Regions from separate parts of the Homo sapiens genome. Here all the other regions are linked to region 1. The links are chromatin loops, found by intact Hi-C in ENCODE. Cell type or tissue: endothelial cell of umbilical vein. All regions are shown on one strand.

Region 1 (8,000 bases):
CCATGACCAGCTAATGTTTGTATTTTTAGTAAAGACAGGGTTTCACCATGTTGGCCAGGCTGGTCTCGAACTCCTGACCTCAGGTAATCCACCCCCTCCCCCGCCCTTGGCCTCCCAAAGTGCTAGGATTACAGGCATGAGCTACCGTGCCTGGCTGCAGCTACTTCTTTATATGATTCATGGCTTTTGGCCACAAATGCATGCAAGTAACTAGATGAATACGTATATTACTTGCATGTGCATTAAAATTATTTCTTCTTTTTCAAATTATTCCTTCTTTGCACCAGCTAGAATTTAAATATATCTACCTGATTCGGAGCATTTGGCAGAGATATTAGAGATGGAACAAGATCCAGAGAGGGTCTAATGAAATAATAATTGTGGTGGCACATGCCTGTAGTCCCAGCTACTTGGGAAGCTGAGTTTGGAGGATCACTTGAACCTGGGAGGCAGAGGTTGCAGTGAGCCCAGATTGCACCACTACACTCTAGCCTGGGTGACAGAGTGAGACCCTATCTCAAAAAAAAAAAAAAAAAAAAAAAAAAAAAAAAAAGAAAGAAGAAAGAAAAAACCTTAATAATAATTATATAATTATAATTATAGTAAAAGTAGCAAGTAGCTTTTTCCTTTTTGCAAAATTAATTCTACCTTTCAGCATGTACAAAAGTACATTCTAGAAAGATTAAAGAAATAGATATAAACACCATAAAAATCATGGAAGAAACACATAATATTTTAATCTTGGGGATAAGAAAATCATCTCAAGCAAGAAACACTTGAGAAAAAAATAATTTTTGCTCACTAATCTCTAGGTTCATGGCTGAGGCCCCTATAACAAAATACAGATTCACAAGAGAAAATCATACACATATTATTTATACGTGGTATGGAAGCCTTCATAAGGAAAGGAAGACCTCCCCCAAATGCATAAATTTGTATATTCTTTATGCTAGGTTTGATGAAGAAATATGATTGAACAAAGGGAGAATGATATCATTGAGAGAGGAAGGAGGAAGAAACCAGTCAGGCAGGCAGTTATGGTGGGTCCTTGGTTGAATCTTTTCAAACAAAAGAACAGCCAGAAAAATCAAGCTGCAGGCACAGATAAGGGAACTTGCACAGCGGCACTTGCCTAAGACATGCCCACAGCCACACAGATAAGAAAGCCTACACAGGTGACTTGCCCAGACATGCCCGTAATGGAAAATTCCATCCCCTGACACATGTGCAGTAAGGGCAACAAAGCAATACGGAGTAACTCAAGCTAAGGGCCTACATGTGCATTAGGAGGATGGGGTGGAGCTACCAGAAATTCGCATCTCATGCAAATGAGATGCCCAGCTCTAACTGGTTTCTTATAAAAGCCTTTGCATTCAACTGTAAAAATGGCAACCCTCTTTTGGGCCCCTTTCTGTGGTGGAGAACTTTCTTCTTTTGCTTATTAAACTTCCACTCCAACCTCACCCTTGGTGATCATGTTCCTTAATTGTCATGGTTGTGAGACCGAGAACTCAGGGTGATACCTCAAACGAGAGACTGCTACATTGCGGTGCGTTGGTGAGACTGTAACATAATGTTAATAAACTGGGGAGAACTTAGGAAGCCGTTTGTTCAAACTCTTCTCTTTGTCCTTGTATCTTCAGAAATGAGGATGTTGCTATCTTCTGGGTATAGGGAGGGCACCTCTCACATGAGGGTCATAAGACCTACTTGAGGGGATGGTCAGGAAATCCTTCCTAGGTTTTATGATCTGTTTCAGGGGAGTAGAGCATTGTGGGGGAGGTAGTGAGCGTGACCTTCCTGCTTCTGCTGTCTTCTCAAATGCCAAGTTTTCACATTTTGGGGTAGCATGTCCTGAATTCCTTCAACATGAAACCCAGAGTTAGAAAAAGAAAAGATTGAGCAACTTAATTAGATAAAAGCAAAATATTAAGCAATGACAAAAGATATCATTAAAAATGTTGTTAAAAGGGAAAAAAAAAGAGGAAAAAAAAGAAAACAAACAAAATGTTGTTAAAAAGCCACAGTTTGGCTGGGTGCAGTGGCTTGCACCTGTAATCCCAGCGCTTTGAGAAGCCAAGCAGGAGGATCTCTTCAGTCCAGGAGCTCAAGACCAGCCTGGGCAACACAGTGAGACACCTGTCTCTACAACCCCCCCATCCCACTTCCCAATGCACACAAACAACAATTTGGCAGAAAATATTTGCAATGTGTAAGAAAAAATCAGAAAATACTTACACTTGAGCTAATTAATTGATGACAGAGATGATGGTTCTTAATCATTGAGAACCTCATTGAGGGTTTGTCATCTATCTCAGTATCATAATTTTTCTCACACATAATGACATAATTTGAACATGTTTTCATATTATTAAGTATGTTTCTAGAACCATAATTCTTAATAGTCCCACAGAAATTCACTATGCTGAGTGTGGTGTTGAATGCTGGGGTCACCACAGTGGAGCAGCCCTGGAGGAGAATGAGCAGGGTGCTTTCATCAGTGACCCTCCTCTATCCTTTCCAGTCAGTGACACAGGCTCTTGTCAATCAACGGTGGACAATCATTTATAAAGTGTCCCAAATGATTAACTTGCATGGGTTACCTGTGTCTGCTGTTCCAGAACTGATTCAATTTCTTCAAATCCTTTTCTCCTCCTCCTCCTCCTTCTCTGCTTCCTCCTCCTCCTTCTCCTCTTCCTCCTCCTCCTCCTCTTCTTTCCCTTTTTTAAGCTAAAGATGGAAAAGAGAGGCAGGAGGAAAACATGTGGTAGTACGAAACCAGTAAATGTGTGAAAACTCCATGACTAATATTCTCAAATTATAAGCAGCTTTCTCAATGAATATATATCTATCAGTATCTATATCTATATATAGATAAAGATATAAAATTCCTCGTATTAATAGATATTTTTATAAAATAACCAGAAACTGGGTTTGACTGGAAGTTAAATGTAATACTTCCTTTCTGATACCCTTAAATAATACTTTAATTCACAGGGAATATCAAATGAAAACTGTTTTAATAGTAGTTTCTTATTTATAGATTTTGAAAAAGTTTTTTTCCTGTTAGAGCAAGCATATTGCAATTTATTTAACAATTAAATGAATTAAAATATTTTGTTTGAGAAGTTCATGATTTCAAATGATTCTAATAAAATGCTAAATGTTTTACATTTGTAACATAAGTGAAAAGCAATGAAATTGCTATAGGAAAATTAAAACACATTCTAAAATACAATGTTTCAATGTTTTCATAAGTTTATGACCTAGTAATAAGTTCTGATTAAGAAGTAGAAAGCCCTTAAATGTGGAAAGAGGAAAAAAAATCCATTCAAAGCCTCACAGTTTTTAATATTCATTGTATGTTTTCAGTCATTTTTCCAAGCAGAAGTTCTTCCCTTTCATCCTTCATTATTATTATGTTACATATACAATGTGAATTTTTCATTTTTCATGTGACATAATATAATGGGTTTTTAACAGAATTGTCATTCTATGAGAAGGATCTTTCATCTAAAGAATGCACATTTATGATATAGTCCCTGTAACAGCAAGCAAAAACACCAGGCTTAAATAGATGTGTTTATAAATGAGTCCCGCTTCAAGTCCAAAGCCTTTTTGGAATTTAGGGAAGTTTGGATAACATTACTCATTTTAGCTTTCTTCCCAGTAGCAAAGAAAATGGCTTTTGGCAGCTGGGTGTGTGATATAATGCCAATCACCAGGGGCAATGCCTGATGATTAACTTAGAAAATCTTATTACTTTTGACTGATAAAAATGGAAATGGCTAGTTTCCAATTTATAAATATTTGGTTTATTATTGCATGGCAGACACAAAACAAATTTTGTGAGAAGGTACTATTTATGTCAACTACATCCTCCCAATAGGTTGGTGAACAGATGTCTTCTGTCTATAGATCAGTGATATTTCTAGCAGACATCCCTTAGAGTACAGGCAAATCTCAGGGTCATTGTACCTACAACCAATTCAAGCACTGAGCTGGGCACTCATATTTGTTCTTAACCTTGGTCAGGAGAGGACTCACTCACTCCATCATTCATTTCCCTTCAGTGAAGTCTAGCCTCCCTAGAGAAAGCCTGCTGTGAAAGGTGTGGCCCTCTCAAGTATCAGTTTGCAGATGACTTTATGTTGACACAATAAATAATGCACAGAAAATAAAATGAATGCTACTGACCTGAAGTATTTATCTATCTCTGGCACCTGAATTCCCTGCCCAGAAGTAGGAACCCTGACTGTATGAAGAATGAACAGCACACAGCACCACCATTTCAAAGCAAAACCCCCAGCGTGCACAGAACACTGCTTTGGATAAAAGATGGCAGCTGCAGAGCTGGAAGGGTAGCTGGTTGCCATGGTAACCGAGGCTCTGATTCAGCCACCATATGCCACCTGGTGTTCTCAGCCTGAAAAAGCAGGTCTGGGTGTCCTAGATTGGCGATAGAGCTATGGCCATAGCTCTTTCGAATCAGTACTGGGTTTGAATGTGCAGAAATGTTTGCATTGTTTTATTCATCTATAGAAGATTTTGGGGCTGACACCCTCATTACTTAAGGTAGAGGTTCATCTGGGGAAAGGAAAGAGAAATACTTTTAAAACAATCATTCTAATTCTTCCATGGAAACACTGCTATATGGATATTCATTTTCAAAGATCCATCTTTTGTTCTCTTTTGTTCTCTTTTTGTTCTCTTTTCAGGGCAAATTTGTTATCCAAATCTGATAGGATTTCCAAATCCTATATGATATCCAAATCATATAATATTGCAACAGCAACTAACTCAAAATGCTGGGCACGATGATTGCAGAACATGATATATCAATTATCAGCCATCTCTGATCTTTAGAACATTTTGTCTTCTTCTAAAAGTGCTGTATGGCAAATAACAGTGGTATGACCTTATGTTAACGTTGAATTGTGTCCAATTTTTTGCTTATATATAAATAATATGTAAATTTATATATATTTAAATATGTATATATGACATTCTATAAAATTGCTAAATGGAAAGAAATCTGTTATAAATTTGTAATAATAAGGTAGAGATTGAACACCCATTTGAGACTCCTTGAGAGTATTCCACAGTGAATGGGTAGTTGTTACACAGTAGTGACTAAATATACAATATGCTATGTTACGATAATATAAGAATTTTGGCCTTTATTGTATGTTTTGTGAACTTCATGTTTGATTTTTATATTTATGATAAAAATATCAACTAGTGTTGGATATTGCTGGTGATTCAACTTTGAGATAAACATTTCAGGTTATCCTTTTCTCCAATTTCTACAGCTATTAAAAAGCTGATTACTGATTTTTTTTTTTTTTTTTTTTGAGACGGAGCCGCACTCTGTTGCCAGGCTGGAGTGCAGTGGTATGATCTCAGCTCACTGCAACCTCCACCTCCCGGGTTGAAGCGATTCTCCTGCTTCAGCCTCCCAAGTAGCTGGGACTACAGGCGTGCGCCACCACACCCAACTAATTTTTGTATTTTTAGTAGAGACAGGGTTTCACCATGTTGGCCAGGATGGTCTCGATCTCTCACCTGGTGTTCCGCCCATCTCAGCCTCCCAAAGTGCTGGGATTACAGGCGTGAACCACCGCGCCCGGCCTGATTACTGATTTTATATTAATAATCTGAGCTTGCAAAATTGTTATTTTGATGTCATTTTTACCACTGCTGGGGAAACAATTATCAACGTAGTAAATAAAATGGTTTTAAATATAAGAATAAAATAGCTTTTACTCTTTACAACTGTTCCTGAATATTGTCAGAATTTTTTAGTACTGTGCAATTAAAAAAAGAAAAAAAGAAAAAATTCGCCAGGCATGGTGGCATGCACTTGTAGTCCCAGCTACTTGGGGCCCAAAGTGAGAGGGTTACTTGAGCCCAGGAAGTCAAGGCTGCAGTAAGCTGAGATCGTGCCACTGCACTCCAGCCTGGGTGACAGAACAAGACTGTCTCTAAAAAATAAAAGGTTAGAAAAAAAAAAAAAAAAAGGCGAGGTGTGGTGACTCACACCCATAATCCCAGCACTTTGAGAGGCCAACGTGGGCTGATCACCTGAGGTCAGAAGTTTGAGACCAGCCTGGCCAACATGGTGAAACCCCATCGCTACTAATAATACAAAACTTAGCTGGGTGTGGTGGTGGGTGCCTGTAATCCCAGCTACTCGGGAGTCTGAGGCAGGAGACTCGCTTGAACCTGAGAGGCGGAGGTTGCAGTGAGCCGAGATCACACCATCGCACTCCAGCCTGGGTGACAAGAGCAAAACTCCATCTCAAAAAAATAAAATAAATAAATATAAATAAATAAATAAATAAATTTGCTCTAGAGATTGCTATAACATTCAGTATCATTTTTAATTTTGGTGTTCTTCAAAACAGCCTCATTCTAATTAACTGACTTTATGATAAGTTGTAAATATATAAATTTGAATTTAAAATATGCATTATGTCAATTGAGAATAGGTTTTTTTTTTCTTTATTATTGGGGTCCCAAATACAATTCTTTTTCTTTCAGAATGGGTTCTGTTGCTATAAAGTCTGAAAATCACTAGACTTGATCATGTCAGGGACGTAGTCAAATAACTTTTTTATTCTTATCTTTTGTCAAGACGAGGTCTCTCTGTGTTGCCCAGGGTGGTCTCAAAGTCCTGCGCTCAGGGCATCCTCCTGCCCTGGCCTCCCAAAGTGCTGGGATTATAGGCATGAGCCACTGCACCTGGCCTCAAATACCTTTTTGAAGATAATTGACCTAGTCTCAGTAGACAAATCAGTGCAGGGAATGTCAGGGACTCTGGCCTCCCTCTGTCCAGGTGGAAATACTATTAGCTGCCACTACACACATACAGAATTCACAGAATATGCATGAGATAGAATGAGCTGGCACATATAAAGAAACTTTGCCCTACAAGAGCAAAATCCTGCGATAGGCCAGGATCCTGTTAGGCCTTGAGAAGAGGATGCTGACTGGCAAGAGAAATCACATATGCTGGCGGAAGCAGCCTCAGGTGCAGCTTCGTTCTCCTGGAGAAAGATCTGCTTTGCTTCCTGCACACTTGCCTATTTTTTCTGTTTCTTCATTCCTGAATGCATCCTAGGGACTGTGACCTCCTCTGTCTTATTTTTTATATTTGTTTTGTTTGCTTGGTGATCTCCTGAATACACTCCTAGTTTTGTCCCCCTGACCTAACCACTTGACATTTGGCCCTTGGCTCTTTAATGATTAACTCACCCATGATTACCAAAAATACTATTATTCCTACTACCTGAACCACAGCTGCTCCTCTTCTCACATCTCTATCATTTATTGAGCCTCTACTATGAGGGAGGTACTATGCCAGCTGCTTTGCTCTGATTTTCCCGATTTTTACAGAAACTCTTTGAGGTAGATATTATTCCCATTTTACCAGGGGGAAAGCTGAAGCTCAGAGACAGAGAGGTAAATTCAGTAGCGCAAAAGGTCACATGGTCGATGAATTTTAGAACACATTCAAATCCAAGTTGGCCTGTGTAAAAGACGCCACATTCTTTTTCTTTTTCTTTTTTTTTAAGTTAGTTCCTGCAAGCAGAATTTTGTTTTCTCTTTCTGCCTGCCGGACTTGGTCTGCATAGGTGCTAGCCACATTCTGGCATGAGGTTGCTTCTAGAATCTACCCAAGCTCTGAATGCCATCCCGTTTTAAGATGAAGTGTTTTTAGTCTGAAAATAACCAGAGACCCTGATATAAAATTTGTATTTACAGCTTTTAAATAGAATGGCTCTGTGTGTGTGTGTGTGTGTGTGTGTGTGTATGTATGTTTATATGTATGTATAATTAATGTCAAGTGGAATTTCAATATGTGTAGGATAACTCTTTATAGCATGGTTTCAAATCATTTCATCTGGGGAGATGAGAAAGAAAGAGTGAGTGCCTAGTGTATTTAGGAACTGCAGGTCCTGTGATAACAGAGCAAACGTAACAATATTAAACTGCAT
Region 2 (8,000 bases), 580 kb before region 1:
CATTCATTCTTACACTTAGTTCTGCTCTTTAGATTTAAACTCATAAGTATAGAGATGAGTTTTATTTTTTTATTTATTTATTTTTTATTTTGAGGTGGAGTCTCGTTCTGTGGCCCAAGCTGGAGTGCAATGGTGCGATTTTGGCTCACTGCAACGTCTGCCTCCCGGGTTCTAGCGATTCTCCTGCCTCAGCCTCCCAAGTAGCTGGGATTACAGGCGTGTGCCACTACACCCAGTGAATTTTTATATTTTTAGTAGAGACGGGGTTTCACCATGTTGGCCAGGCTGGTCTTGAACTCCTGACCTCAGGTGATCCACCTGCCTCGGCCTCCCAAAGTGATGGGATTACAGGTGTGAGCCACCGTGCCCGGCCGAGATGAGTTTTGAAACTTGTTCAATCTGCATAATTTCGCCAGCCTACCAACATGAAATTCCATTTCCCATAGAGTATGATTGTGAAAGGCCCGAATTAACTGTCTTGTTACCACTCTGCAGACATGGGTATGAATGCTGTTCTCTTATGCACCTGCAAATGTCTTCTTCCCCAATTCAAGACTCTTTGGTCTTGAATTGGAGCAATGCTCAGCCATATGTGAAGGGTCAGGAGTATAAGGCAGAACCTCATTATCACTGTGGCAGAAGAAAACGACAGCTGAAGTACACAGTGAGCTGATTCTGGTCACCAGCTGCGACCTGGGTCTTGGACCTGCTTCCTTGATGGTTGAAAGACCACTGAAAACATTCCTGTAGTCACTGGAGTTGGGCGTATTGACTCAACAAGGGAAATGGTGCATCATTGGGAAAACCATCTCTATTAAGAGGGTATTAGAAAGGGCTTAGAGGATTTAGCCTTTGTTAGGAGGCGGGGATGTTGGGTCATTTTTGTGGTTTGGACCGTGTCCTTCTTTTTGCCTGTATCGAGGTATGATTGTGGAATGATCTTGTTTTTTCTCACTCTATCATAGTCGCCAGGTGGCCTTGCCTGATGTTGCTGTTCTATGAAGTTGCTTATGCTCAGCAGGAGACACGATGGCTTAGCTATGGGTGCCAGGCCAGTTCCTTCCTGTCAGGGGTGACTTTTCCCTTTATGAACACACAAACACTTCTCTGCTATGGAAATCCAGCCATTTGCACTGAGTCATGCCATTAGGATGGGGGTCACGTCTGGGCAAGCGAGTCACGGTCAGCTGCTGCCACTGCACATTGAGGGCCAGGACAGTAGGCCAGGCTTCCCGATTCCCTCAGCTGCTACCTAAGGCCCTCAGCACCTCACTGCAGAAGGGAGGGAGTGTATTTCTGGGCAGCCTGTCAAGACTGTCTGCTGTCTGCTCTTCACATTTCATTATTTTTTAATTTAATTTAATTTATTTTTTGTAGACGGAGTCTTGCTCTGTTGCCCAGGCTGGAGTGCAGTGGTGCAATCTTGGCTCACTGCAACCTCCGCCTCCTGGTTTCAAGTAATTCTTCTGCCACAGCCTCCTGAGTAGCTGGGATTACAGTCATGTGGCACCACGCCCAACTAATTTTTGTATTTTTAGTAGAGATGGGGTTTCACCATTGTTGGCCAGGCTGGTCTTGAACTCCTGACCTCAAGTGATTCACCCACCTCAGCCTCCCAAAGTGCTGGGATTACAAGCATGAGCCACCGTACCAGGCCTGTTCCTCATCATTTCAAATGCTCATTCCTTGGGCCCTTCCACAGATGCAGTTCTTAAAAAAAAATCAACTCAACATTCTCATCCCCTTAAGGCTTGCAGAGACAGAGTAAGAAATTTCTGGGCCGGGCATCGTGGCTCACACCAAATCCCAGCACTTTGGGAGGCCGAGGCAGGCGGATCACTTGAGGTCAGGAGTTCGAGACCAGCCTGACCAACATGGTGAAACCCCATCTCTACTAAAAATACAAAAATTAGTCGGGCATGGTGCCACATGCCTGTAATCCCAGCTGCTCGGGAGCCTGAGGCAGGAGAATTGCTTGAACCTGGGGTTGGGGGGTGGGGGTGGCGGAGGTTGCAGTGAGCCAAGATCGTGCCATTGCACTCTAGCCTGGGCAACAAGAATGAAACGCAGTCTCCAAAAAAAAAAAAAAAAAAGAAATTTCTTCCCATTGACATCCATTCTTCTGGGTGAAAAGGGGACACAGATTTAAAGACATACAATGGGCTACATGTTTTTAGAGTTAAGTTTCATAGCAGTTGAGGTGTATATGTGAAAAAACAATCCATCCTTCAGAAGCAGCCCCAGTGTTCCCTGGGGAGACTTCCCAAGCATGTCCCTGGGCTGGGGTTTCTTTCCTGTGTGCTCCCAGCATCCCTGCTTTCTACCTCATTTCTGATGTGGTACAAATCCTGATCTCCCTTCCTTTTCCTTCCCTTTCCCCTTCTGTCCCCTCTCCCCCTTCTCCCTTTTTTTTTTTTTTCCTTTCAACAGAGTCTCACTCTGTTGCCCAGGCTGGAGTGCAGTGGTACAATCATGGCTCACTGCAGCCTTGACCTCCCAGGCTCAAGGCAGTCCTCCTGCCTCAGCCTCCCAAGTAGCTGGAACTAAAGGCATGTGCCACCACAACCAGCTGGTCTCAAACTCCTGGACTTAAGGGATCCTCCCACCTCAGGCTCCCAAAGTGCTGGGATTATGAATGTAAGCCACTGCTCCCGGCCCTGAGTTTCTTTACTATAGCACATCAGGCTGAGATCTCTTTGCAAACTCAGATTGTAGCCTCAGTGTTTAGGACAATACTTGATGTGTAGTAGATATTGAACCAACCAAAGTGATGAATTGCACCAGTAGTTGGACTTTGATGGGCAAGTTCGTGACTGGTGGTATTATAGTATCTTTTCTGCCCCGGTTGATCATTGTTTGTTTTTCTCCTTTTCTCCCTCTAAAGTACTCATGTAATGGAGGAAAGTCTATATCTGCAGCTGGACCCAGCCATACCAGGAGTGTATTTTGGAAATCCATACCCGTTTGGGATTGATCCGGTAATAATGTCTTCTTGGGTTAAATATTTCTTATGTGAACTATCTTGAGGAGACCTCTGGAGAGAGAAGAAAAGGCCAACAAAGCCTGTCAAATCAACAAACTTGTGTTGAGATAAAATAACTTCTGCTGACGTTTTTGTGACACATAGAGCCAGAGTCAAGTAAAAGTTCTGTCTACACCTTCTACCCAGCCCCATTTTCCATACAGTCCCCCAAACGTCTGCCTCTTTCTCCATCAATCATATCCCTGGTGGTTAATAACTGCTTCTTTAAAAGGCACTTGGTTGCCTGGGGAGTATGCATATTACATGAGCTATTTAGCGTCCTAATCAAGTTTAAGTTCCCTGCTTTGTATTTTCTTGCAGTGGGAAACATTTCCCTTTTTTCTAAAAAAGTGTGGATTTACTTTTATGTTTGCTTTGTTTTACTGCATAGAATTGACGCTTTTTAAAAAAGGTATTTGCTTCATTTTATGTTTGTTATATCTATCTCAGTCAGCTAGATTTGAGCTAAGCAAAACGATACTTCCTCGCAGCCTGTAGATATAAAGCGGTTTTGAGGAGATACAACACATGCCCGTTCATGTAAAGCTGTTCATTTCTATTGGCCCAGTGCATGCTGCCACCAGGTGGCGGCCTTGTGCTCCAAATGAGCGTGAGTAGTCTGAAATTGAACCTGGCAAATGCTGTCCATGTTTCTTCTAAGCTCTTTCTTTATGGGAGAGAACCTGAGACCTCCGTTTTCGTTGCTGACAATTAGGAGTAAATAGTACTAGCCCTAAAACTGGTTTCCAGTCTCTCCCATCTTACAGGTCACCTCCTCTTAAGTTTTCCTGTGTCATTCCGCTATCGCCCGCCTCCCTGCCCTTATAAAAACATGAATTTTGCCCAGGATTTGTTTATACTTGCCACCCAGGGACACTTGCATTCTAAGTTTTATCAAAAGTGGTAAAGTCCTTGAAGGCTGGTGTGTAAGTTGCAAAGTGCTAAAAACTAATTTGAATTTTTGTGGCCTGCAAGACGTTGTCCTTGGTCAAAGGAATTTCATGTTTAGTAAGCAGGTGGAGAAGGAATCTAGACGGGGATGATCTTAGGGTCTGGTTGATCTTCCTTTGTTTGGAATCTCATTGCTCCAATGGTCTCGTCTCTCCCCTCCACAGCCCACAGTTAATTCATCAGCAAATCCTGCCTGTCCATTTCTGCTCCTCAGACAGAGTGGAGCTACGGTATTTCACATTGCAGAACTGAGTGATCCTGAGTTTCTACTCTGATGCAATTTTGTCATCTGCCCACAAGTTAGAAAAGAAAGAAAATATGTCAGGGTGAAAGAGAATGTGGGATATTGAAAATAATGAAATCTGTTCCTAGTAACATTTAGAATTTTGAAAATTTCTGGTCTTTCTATCCTAAAATAATACATATATATGATTTAAAAAAATCTATACCACACAAAATATTATATAAAGAAAAGCAGGAGTTGGCCAGATGTGGTGGCTCATGCCTGTAATCCCAGCACTTTGGGAGGTTGAGGCGGGTGGATCACTTGAGGTCAGGAGTTCGAGACCAGCCTGGCCAACATGGTGAAACCTTGTCTCCACTAAAAATACAGAAATTAGCTGGGCATGGTGGCACACACCAGTAGTCCCAGCTACTTGGGAGGCTGAGGCAGGAGAATTGCTTTAACCTGGGAGGTGGAGGTTGCAGTGAGCTGAGATCATGCCACTGCACTCCAGCCTAGGCAACCAGAGTGAGAGCCCATCTCAAAAAAAAAAAAAAAGTAAAAATACCAAAATTAGCCAGGCATGGTAGCATATGCTTGTGATCCCAGCTACTCGGGAGGCTGAGGCAGGAGAAGTACTTGAATCTGGGAAGCAGAGGTTGCAGTAAGCTGAGATCACACCACTGCACTCCAGCTTGGGTGATACAGAGAGACTCTTCTCAAAAAAAAAAAAAAAAAAAAAGAAAAAGAAAAGCGGGAGTTGCCTTTCCTACCTCTCCAGTTCCTGCAGTCCTGTTCCTCAGAGATAACCACTTTAACAGAACACGTCTGTATTAGTCCCTTTTCATGCTGGTGATAAAGACATCCCTGAGACTGGGTAATTTATAAAGAAAAAGATTGTGTGGGGAGGCCACACAATGATGGTGGAAAGTGAAAGGCACATCTTACATGGCGGCAGGCAAGAGAGAGAATGAGAGCCAGGTGAAAGGGGTTTCCCCTTATAAAACCATCAGATCTCATGAGACTTATGCACTCCCATGAGAACAGTATGGAGGAAACCACCCCCATGATTCAATGATCTCCCACCAGCTTCCTCCCACAGCACGTGGAAATTATGGGAATACAATTCAAGATGAAATTTGGGTGGGACACAACCAAACCATATCAATGTCTGTGCCTATGTTAGTTTGTATCATATATATATATTAATAAGGGCTTACTTTTTACATAACACAAATTTCTACAGTGCATTTACTGACTGCGTTTGGCATCTATTTGTGAATCAAATCACAAAATATTTGGCCTTCATCATAGCCTGGGCTCTTAACGCAGGAATCAGATTGCCTGTGTTTAAATCTTTGCTTTTCTATTTACTTGCTCTGTGAGTTTGAGCACGTTAACATCTCTATGTCTGTTTCTTCACCTATAAAACGCATATAATAACAGCCCTAGGCCGGGCGCGATGGCTCACACCTGTAATCCCAGCACTTTGGGAGGCCAAGGCATGCGGATCATTTGAGGTCAGGAGTTTGACACCAGCCTGGCCAACATGGTGAAACCCCATCTCTACTAAAAATACAAAATTAGCTGGGCATAGTGGTGGGTGCCTGTAATCCCAGCTACTTGGGAGGCTGAGGCAGGAGAATCGCTTGAACCCGGGAGGCAGAGGTTGTAGTGAGCCGAGATTGCACCATTGCACCCCAGCCTGAGCAACAGAGCGAGACTCTGTCTCAAAAAAATAAAAATAAAAATAAAAAAAACAGCAGCCCTAACTCCTAGGATTGCTTGGCAAATGAAATTATGTTTACATGTAAAACTGCCAGAACAGAGTCTTATGCACAAACGTGGTAAATGCTCCTTGAATATTAGTTCCTCTTATGTTATTTCTTCCTAGGTATGTAAGTAACTTAATCTTCCTGAGGTTATGATAAATTACCTTATCTGTAAAATGAGAATAACTATATCTCATAGAGTTTTCAGTAGAACTAAATGAGATAAACACATCTAAATTGCTTAGTATGTACTTGGTACTTAACTATTAACATTTTAAAATTTTCTTTTTATTTATTTATTTATTTAGAGACAGAGTCTTGCTCTCTTGCCCAGGCTGTAATGTAGTGGCATGATCATGGCTCAATGCAGCCTCGACCTCCTGGGCCTCAATCTCCCTGCTTCAGCCTTCCAAGCAGCTGGGACTACAGGCACGTGCCATGCCATGCTGGGCTAATTTTTGTTTGTTTGTTTGTTTGTTTTGAGATGGAGTTTCACTTTTGTTGCCCAGGCTGGAGTGCAATTGTGCGATCTCGGCTCGCCACAGCCTCCACCTCCTGGGTTCAAGTGATTCTTCTGCCTCTGCCTCCTGAGTAGCTGGGATTACAGGCATAAGCCACCATGCCATGCTGGGCTAATTTTTTAAAAAAGCTTTTGTAGAGACGGGGTCTCACTTTGTTACCAGCCTCCCAAAATGGTAGGATTACAAGCGTGAGCCACTGCACCTGGCCAACATTTTTAATGTGTCAGATTTGGCTGGGTCTAAAGTGTACTAGCAGACCCGCCCTCACTGCATTGAGTGTGCCTGTGGGAACTGTCCAAACAGGTGAGCAAGGGGAATGCCGAGGGCTGGGGCAGGCTTGGTGCCACTTAGATGCCAAAGCCCATGTGAGGGTAGAGGAGGCATCTCTGGGGTCTGGGCACCTGTTATTGAAGTCCCTTCTCCCCGCTTCCCAGCAGCCGGCTCCTCAGTGGGTGCCCCTCTGGCCTGGCTCAGGACATTGCAAAGGAAGGATCAGTGCAAATTAGCACCTGACTGTGTGAGCACGTGTGTGTGTGTGATGGAGGGAGCGAGATGATTGTGTCTGAGGTTGTGTCTGGTTGGATGTTGGCCCCTTAACAGAAGCAAAGAAGTTTGGAGGAGGAAGTCATTTAGCAGAAAAGGTGAGAAAGCCATTGTGCCCTTGTCGCCTTTGACATGTCCCAGAGCAAACCTGAAAACAATTTGGGATGTACCTCAAGTACAGGTGGGGACAGGGGAAGGAGCAAGGACTTGGAATCCTTTCCACAGAGTGGGAGTGGAGACCATGGGGCTGCCGAGATTTAAATGGGGAAGATGAATATTAGTGACTCTGGTCCTTAGCTAGTGTGAGACCCTAACTAACCCCTCCACCCACCAGCCCCCTGCACGACCACCCAGTGTGCTTTTCCTCATGTCAGTATCATCGATATCATTTGGGGCAGGACAGGTACACATGATCCCCACCTGGCAGTGCTGTTTAAAATGGGCCATGTAGAAGGCAGGGACTGTGTCTTACGCATCGTGCTTGCAAAGATTGGCTACAGGAACGGCTTCTTGAGAAAGGTCTGGGGAAATGCTTTGTAATGCGAAGCACTACAGACTTTCAGAGTAAGAGGTGGTGTTATTAAAAAGGATTGGATACATTCATGGGCCAATGAGCTATAGGCCATGATTAAGGAAACTGAGGCAAGTTTGAGATCTTGCCGTAATGGCTCAGATTAGCTTTCCTCTTTTTTTTTTTTTTTTTTTTTTGAGACAGAGTCTTGCTCTTTCGCCCAGGCTGGAGTACAATGGTGCGATCTCAGCTCACTGCAACCTCCACCTTCCAGGTTCAAGCGGTTCTCCTGCCTCAGCCTCCTGAGTAGTTGGGATTACAGGCACCCGCCACCATGCCCAGCTAATTTTTGTATTTTGGTGTAGAGACAGGGTTTCGCCAGGTTGACCAGACTGGTCTCGAACTCCTGAGCTCAAGTGATACACCTGCCTCGGCCTCCCAGATTATCTTTTCACGT
Region 3 (8,000 bases), 380 kb before region 1:
TATTAATGTATCTTAATGCTTTCATTTATTTTACTTACTCTCTTAGAAAAGGATTCAGAAGACTAGGGGCTAATGAGTTACAGGGAATACAAATTCGTCTGTTTAGGAAATGGAACTGGGCCTGTGAGTGAGGTGGTTCTCCTTGTTCCTTGTTACAGTTCTGTTCCTGCCATCGCCCTGAATACAACCAGCTTTGAATCTCATATCATCACACCACACCATCCACTTTCCTCCACGCTGCAGTCATCAATGAACATCTACTCATTCTCCCTCAATCCTTGAAGATTTTAGTTCTTGGTTCACTATTACCATCTCCAACATTAGTCCTGTGGCAATTTTTGATGATTTCAATATCCAACCAAATGATTCACTTCCTCTAGTGCCCAAATACCAATAATCCTACAAACCCACCAGGTCCTGTAAGACTTTGCACACACACACACACACACACACACACCATCAACTCCTCTTTCTCTCACTCAATTATGTATGCTCACTTCACTCTCCTCAACGTTTGCCCTAGATAAAACAACCTACCCTGGTTAAATCCCACATTCTGCCTGAATATAATTGAACTGATCTCACTTCAAACACATGACCACTTACTTCAGGTAGGCCATTAAGGCTGCTGACTGGCTAACATTAAGGCTGACTGGCTAACATATGACATTTCTCTAGTCCATTCACTTCCCTACTTTCTTAAATAACTATTTCCTACTTTCTTTTTTCTTTTTGAATCATCAGTATTTCCTCCCCCATTCTTAATCTTAGCTAATGTACTTGCTTAGCATTTCACTGAAAATTAGCAACAATCAAAGATCTTCCACAAACTTCCACCACTTTTCAGTCAATATCCCCTCCTGTTACAATGGATGATGAAACGTCCATGTTTCTAGTTAAAGCCAGCCTTCCACTTGTGCAGTAAAGCACACCCCGTCTTGCCTGCCCAGTAATTTTCATCCCTCTTCTGTTAACACCAATTTTCCCATTTTACTGGATCACACCCATCAACATATAAATATGCTTTGTTTTTCCAGCTAAAAACAAAACTCTTTACTCCTTTTCTCCCATCATCAACTACCCCATTTCTTTTGCAGCAAAACTCTTCAAAAGACTCCTCTAGGTTTACCGTCTCCTATTCTTCCCTGCCCATTCTTTCCTGAAACCATTATGTTCAGGCTTGTAGTAGCTCTTCACACAGGTGGTCAGTCTGCCTTCGTGGAAATGCTTTTTTTCATTTGGTTTCTAGCACGCTATAATCCCATGGTTTTCCCTTGTTTCACTAGCTGCTACTCTTTTGGAGCCACTGAGAATAGATTTAGGTTCCAATGCCAACCTGTTTTTGAACTCCCCAGTAAGGGCAGGGATTCCTCTGCTTCTTGGCAGTGCACAATCTCAGTCTCCATTGTTGGTGATTTCCTCTCTCCCACACCGCTATGTGCTGGAATGCCCAGGGCTCAGTTTTTTGACTTCTCCCTTCCTCTACATTCATATGTAGTCATGTACCACATAGCAATGTTTCAGTCAACAATGGACCACATGTACAACAGTGGTCCCATAAAATTAATGAAGCTGAATAATTCCCATTGCCTAATGATGCTGGAGCTGTTGTAACATCACAGCACCAGGCATTACTCAAGTGTTTATGGTGATACTGGTGTAAACAAACCTACAGTGCTGCCAGTTGCATAATGATAATAAATGACTATGTTACTGGTTTATGTATTTATTATATTATACTTTTTCTCATTATTTTAGAGTGTACTCCTATTACTTACTAAAAAAAGTGACCGCCTCAGCCAAGTCCTTCAAGAGATAGTCTCAGAAAAAGCATTATTATAATAGGAGATGAGAACTGAAGACTTTCCAGTGAGACAAAATGTGGAGGTGTAAGACAGTGATATTGATGATATGAACTTTGGATAGGCCTAGGCTAATGTGTATGTTTTTGTCCTGGTTTTTAACAAAAGGTTTTAAAATAAACAAATAAATACCTAAGCTTATGAATTAAAGATATAAGGAAGAATTTGTACAATGTGTTTGTGTTTTAAGCTAACTGGTTATTACAAAAATCAAAACATTTAAAAAATTAAAAAGTTTATAAAGTTAAAAAGTTACGGTAAGCTTTCCTTAAGTAAGCTAAAATTTATTATTGAAGAAAAAATATTTTCAAATAAATTTAATGTAGTCTAAAAGTAAGGTGCTTATAAAGTCCCCAGTAGTGTACAGTAATGTCCTACGCCTTCACAGTCATTCATCATTCTACTCACTTGCTCACCCAGAGCAACTTCCAGTCCTGCAAGCTCCATTCATGGTAAATGCCTTATACCTATACAGGTATACTGTTTTTTTTTTTTTGACTCTCACTCTGTCACCCAGGCTGGAGTGGAGTGGTGCGATCTCAGCTCGGCTCACTGCAACCTCCATGGTGTACCATTTTTAAATCCTTTGTATTGTATTTTGACTGTACTTTTTCTACATTTAAATATACAAACATTTACCATTATGTTACAACTGCCTACAGTATTCAGTACAGTGATATGCTGTACAGATCAGAGCAAAAGAGTAAACCATCTAGGTTTGTGTAAGTATATCCTATGATGTCACACAATGCCGAAATTACCATTTCTCAGAATGCATCCCCGTCATCAAGCAACACATGACTGTACTTTTTATCCTCAGGTGTACTCTTCCTATAACCTGCTCCATCTCAATTATTGGTAATACTGTTTTTCCCTACAACTTAAAGTCCTTGGCTCCTTTCTTTTTCTTACACCCTATATTCAACCTGTCGGCAAATCCCGTTGGCTATACTTTTAAAACATACGTATAGGCCAGGCACGGTGGCTCACACCTGTCATCCCAACACTTTGGGACGCCAAGGCGGGCAGATCACGAGGTCAGGAGTTCGAGGCTAGCCTGGCCAACATCATGAAACCCCGTCTCTACTAAAAATACAAAAAAATTAGCCAGGTGTGGTGGCATGCACCTGTAATCACAGATACTTGGGAGGCTGGGGCAGGAGAATCACTGGAACCTGGGAGGCAATCCAAGCCTGGGTGACAGAGGGAAGCTCCGTCTCTAAAAACATAAATAAATAAATAACTTATTTTGGGACTAGGTAGAATATGTAGCAAAGTGTTTACCAGGCAGCAGTCATGCTAACCATAAGAAATATTCTAAGAACTATGTTTTATCTAAAATTTAATAATTGTTTTATCTAAAATTTAATAATTTATTTTTAAAAAGCATTATTTTAATTGACCAATAAAAATTGAATATGTTTCTGTGTACAGCATGTTTTGAAATATACACTGTGAAATGGTTAAATTGAATTAATCTATGTATTACCTCATATACTTATTTTTTTGTGATGAGAACACTTAAAATCAATTCTCTTAGCAATTTTCAAGAATACAAACACAGTGTTATTAATTCTAGGTCTCATGTCGTATAATAGCTCTGGTGAACTTATTCCTCCTATCTAATTGAAATTTTGCAGCCTTTGATCAACATCCCTTCCAATACCCTGAATCCCTTCCAGCCCTTGGTAACCACCATTCTACTCTCTCTGAGTTTAACTTTTTTCCACGTATAAGTGAGATCATGAAGTAAATATAATGTCCTCCAGGTTCATCTATGTTGTTGCAAATGACAGGATTTCCTTCTTTTATAAAGCTTAATAGTATTCCATTGGGTATATGTACCACATTTTCTTTATCCATTTATCTGTTGAATACTTACACTGATTCCATTTTTTGGTTATTGTGAATAATGTTGCAATGAACCCAGGAGTACATACATCTATTCAAGATCTTGATTTCATTCCCTTTGAATATATACCCAAAAGTGAGATTGCTGGATCATGATACTTCTATATGTAATTTTTCAAGGAACTTCCATACTGTTTTCTATGGTTGTACTAATTTACATTCTCACCAACGGGATGCAAGCGTTCCCCTTTCTCCACATCCTCTCCAACACTTGTTACCTTTATCTTTTTGACAATAGCCATTTAATCATTTATTTTTAAATAATTTTGAAATCATAGAAACACTGCCAGAAAAGTAAAAGAACCCTACATTCCTTTCACCCAAATTCCCTGAGTGTTAAGTTATGACCACATTTGCTCCAGTGCCCACCCAACTGCTCCTACACACGTTATTAGTCTTTTTCCAAAACTTTTGAGAGCAAGCTACAGGAATGAGGTCCTGTCTTCCCTAAATACTGCAGTATGGATATCCTAAAACAAAGATCTTCTAACATAACCAAATCCCAGATTCCAAATTCATAAACCAACTGTTACAACACAGCCATCCAGTTTAAACACTTCATCCAAATGCCAACAGTTTCAGCAGTCTTTTCCATGATGCCATCAAGGATATAAGTTGCTTAGCTGCCTCATTTTTCAGTTGCTCAGTCTTTCCCTTTCGTTCATGTCCCTGATGTGTTTTGAAGATTTTATGCCTTACATTCCGCAGGATGACCTTTAACCTGGGTGATATTTCCTCCTGATCAGACTTAGTTACAGTATTCTTGGCAAGAATACCACACAAATGATGACGTGCCAGGAAACGTAGGATGTCAACTTGTCATACCACTGGTGATATTAATCTTGATCTATAATTCTGCTACTCAATTTCTTAACCTTAAAGTTGAAGAGGTATTCTGAGATTCTACTAATACTCTGTTCCCCATCAGTCCTCTACCCAGCATATTTACAGCCACTAATTAGTCCTCCCAAATTATCTCTATGATAGTGGTCAAATGTGCTTCTGTATACCCATTGTTCTTTCTATAACTTTTAGTTTTGTTATCAACTTCTCCCCCAAATAATCTACTGTTTACTGATTTATGTTATGAATTCATGTAATCTTATTTAATTCAGTGTGTTATAATTTATTATTACAGTGACTTATTTTGATCCTCAAATTTGTTCTTGGTTTTCCCAGTGGGAGCCCTTTTACACTGAATCCTGTTCCCTTTGACATGTCCCCATTATTCTCTGAGCATTTTGGTAGTTTTCTGGTATAACAACATGTTCTGGGCACAACTTTTACTTTCCCCCCCTTTCTTTGGTATTTTGAAACCAAGATCTGGAAGGAAGTGACCTCACTGCTATTGGGATGCAGCACACCAACAACGAATACATACACACATACAGATGGACATATACATCTATAATTATTGCTAGATCTGAGTCCAAGAATAAAAATAAAACTCTAAGTTCATACTTGTACTCTTAATTCCAATCCAACACATCTTTGGGCCCTTCCTAGCCTAACTTCTTTCTAAACACCTTCTCTGGAAACTTGGCTGCGATTACCTTCAATATATTTACTTACTTATTCAATCCATTTACTTATTTACTCAATGTAACCAAAATCCAAATGACACTGGCTAATTCTTCTTACCACTTCCGTATTCCTCCCTCACCACTTCACATCCGTGGCTGCCAGCTTCATGCCTGTTGCGGTTCCCCAACCCTCTCCAATGTGCAGTGACCTCAGTCACCATGCTGGTGCCTCCACGCCAGGAAGAGAAGGCAAGACAGTAAGATTCTTGATAGTTTTTATGTGAATATATAGATACACACACACACACACACACACGCAGATTTTATGTATTATGTATATTGATAATTAGATATCTTGGGGATACGGTCCAAGTCTAAACATGAAATTCATTTATGTTTCATATACTCAACACACATAGCCTGAAAGCAATTTTATACAATATTTCTAATAATTTTGTGCATGAATCCAAGGTGTGTTCAATTCTTATGTGTGTAATTTCCCATTTGTGGTGTCATGATGGTGCTCAAAAAGTTTTGAATTTTGGAGAATTTCAGATTTCCGTTGGGATGCTCAACTGGTATAAGAAACTCACACAACTCAATAGCAAAAACCCAAATAACGTGATTAAGAAATGGGCAAAGAGTTTGAATTTATATTTTTCCAAAGAAGACATAAAAATGTCCAATAGGCATATGAAAAGATGTTCCACATCACTGATCAATAGGAAAATTCAAATCAAGACCACAATGAGCTATCATCTCATACCTGTTAGGATCCAGCTAATATCAAAAAGACAAGGAAGACAAGTGTTGGCCAGGGTGCGGATAAAAGGAACCCTTTGTACACTTTAGGTGGGAATGCAGATTGGTGCAACCACTACGGATAACGATATGGAGGTTCTTCAAATAATTAAAAACAGAACTACTGTAGGTCCAGCAATCCCTCTGCTGGGTATATTACAACAGGAAATGAAATAGGACCTTGTAGAGATATCTACACTCCCATGTCATTGCAGCATTATTCACAATGGCCAAGATAGAAAAACAACCTGTATCCAATGATGCATGGACAAATAAATTGCAGTAGATATATACAATAGAATATTATCCAACCTTAAAAAAGGAAAGAAATCCTGCTATTTGTGATAACAAGGATGAACCTTGAGGACACTATGGTAAGTGAAATAAGCCAGATCCAGAAATGAAAATACTGTATAATCTCACTTATACATGGAATATTTTTAGAAAGTTGAAGACAAACTGGAATGGTGGTTACTAGGGGCTAGGTGGGTAGGAAATGTAGAGAAGTCAAAGGGTACAAATTTCCAGGTAGGTAGAATGAATAAGCATTGAGATTTAATGTACAGAGTAAGAACTACAGTTAATAACACTGTAATGCCAGCCAGATGTGGTGGCTCACACCTGTAGTTCAAGACAGCTGGGGTGACAGAACAAGACCTTGTCTCTACAAAAAAAAAAATCTGGACTATGGTGGCATGCACCTGTAGTCCCAGCTACTTGGGGAACTGAGGCAAAAGGCTCGCTTGAGCCTACAAGTTTGAGGCTGCAGGGAGCTATCATCATGTCACTGCACTCTAGCCTAGGCGATAGAGGGAGACCCTGTTTCAAACAACAACAACAAAAAAAACAGAAAACCAAAAGAATAAACCAAAAAAACCTCCATAATAACACTGTTATGTATATCAAAAATGTTATGGATTTTAGGTGTTCTTACCATACACATAGATACAAGGTAAGTAGGATAATGGATATTCATCTGTTTGACTGAAACAATAATTTCAATATGCATATATGTCAGAATATCATGTTGTACACTTTAAATATATAGTAAAATATAAATAAATTTTTTAAAATAGCAAGCCAAGCTTGAGGTTTCAGGGCTGCTAGGCATTTCGTTTCCATTTTTTAAGCACATAAAATCCATCACTTAAAGGATAACCTGAGTAAACATGGCTATATTTATAAAGCAGAACTCTGGAGAACAGAGTTATACAATATAATGATTTTCACATTTTCTGAAGTTAGAAAATCTTCTAAATGTTTAAAAATAATCATGAACCTCAGCTCTGCATGCATTACAGGCAAATTATTATCTACAGCTGCTACTAGAAATGCATCAGTGCTCACTTGGGTTCCACAGGATTTTAAAATTTAGTTAACCAAGAATATGGTAATACTGGTACTATATGATTCACTGCTCCTATTTTCTTCTATGTATCATATAGATGACTATCTCTTTCATTCCTATTTCAACAGTTCATTGTGTAAATTAATTTATCCCATCTATTTTTATTTTCTCCATAATACAATCAAACAAAATCAGAACACAATGAAAAACACATTTTTAAATTGATAAGGAGATTGACGGAATGCTTATCTGATTGCATGAATGTGTCTTACACATACATACTCATGATGGATTAAGTTGAAAAACACAATTCTCTATTCCCTCTATCCCTTTTCTATTTGACTTTCAAAAAAATGTAAGTAACAGAATACAGAAGGTATATAGTGTATAGATGTTTTCCATTAAAACTAATGAAAAAATAAGACTCAGGATGGAGACTATAGCACTGATAATTATGAAAGGAAAACAAATCCTAAGAATTAAATACAATTCATGATTAAGAAAAGTTATAGAACTCTGATGTCACTCAATATTTGAAGTTACTTTATAAAGTTT

What was found. Hi-C counts contacts between places; a loop is a spot of excess contacts. Peaks named below come from ENCODE experiments on the same cell type or tissue, not always from the same donor. Only the 100,000 strongest peaks of a DNase experiment are listed, where the experiment ranks them.
Region 2: a loop joins it to region 1, with 22 times the contacts of the local background. A loop is called at or near these places in 80 of 110 quality-filtered maps.
Region 3: a loop joins it to region 1, with 2.3 times the contacts of the local background. A loop is called at or near these places in 2 of 110 quality-filtered maps.

Annotation. Positions count from the first base shown.
Region 1 is chr7:138,158,106-138,166,105 of GRCh38, reverse strand. LOC107986749 (a long non-coding RNA gene) reads right to left here and starts at 4,333. Exons shown (of 3, transcript XR_001745033.3): 1 at 4,198-4,333; 2 at 2,604-2,730; 3 at 621-1,862. RefSeq lists an enhancer at 1,092-2,291. In endothelial cell of umbilical vein, a CTCF peak has its summit at 4,412; a DNase peak (open chromatin) is centred at 4,395.
Region 2 is chr7:138,734,518-138,742,517 of GRCh38, reverse strand. ATP6V0A4 (ATPase H+ transporting V0 subunit a4) reads left to right here. Exons shown (of 22, transcript NM_020632.3): 15 at 2,885-2,978. Among named protein-coding and RNA genes, the nearest start is that of SVOPL, 37 kb to the right of the region's middle. In endothelial cell of umbilical vein, a CTCF peak has its summit at 3,586 (motif pointing right); a DNase peak (open chromatin) is centred at 3,617.
Region 3 is chr7:138,542,776-138,550,775 of GRCh38, reverse strand. The region is part of intron 7 of TRIM24 (tripartite motif containing 24); the gene reads right to left. Among named protein-coding and RNA genes, the nearest start is that of TRIM24, 87 kb to the right of the region's middle. In endothelial cell of umbilical vein, no CTCF peak of the experiment used is centred here; DNase peaks (open chromatin) are centred at 1,455 and 4,505; H3K27ac peaks cover 2,079 bases.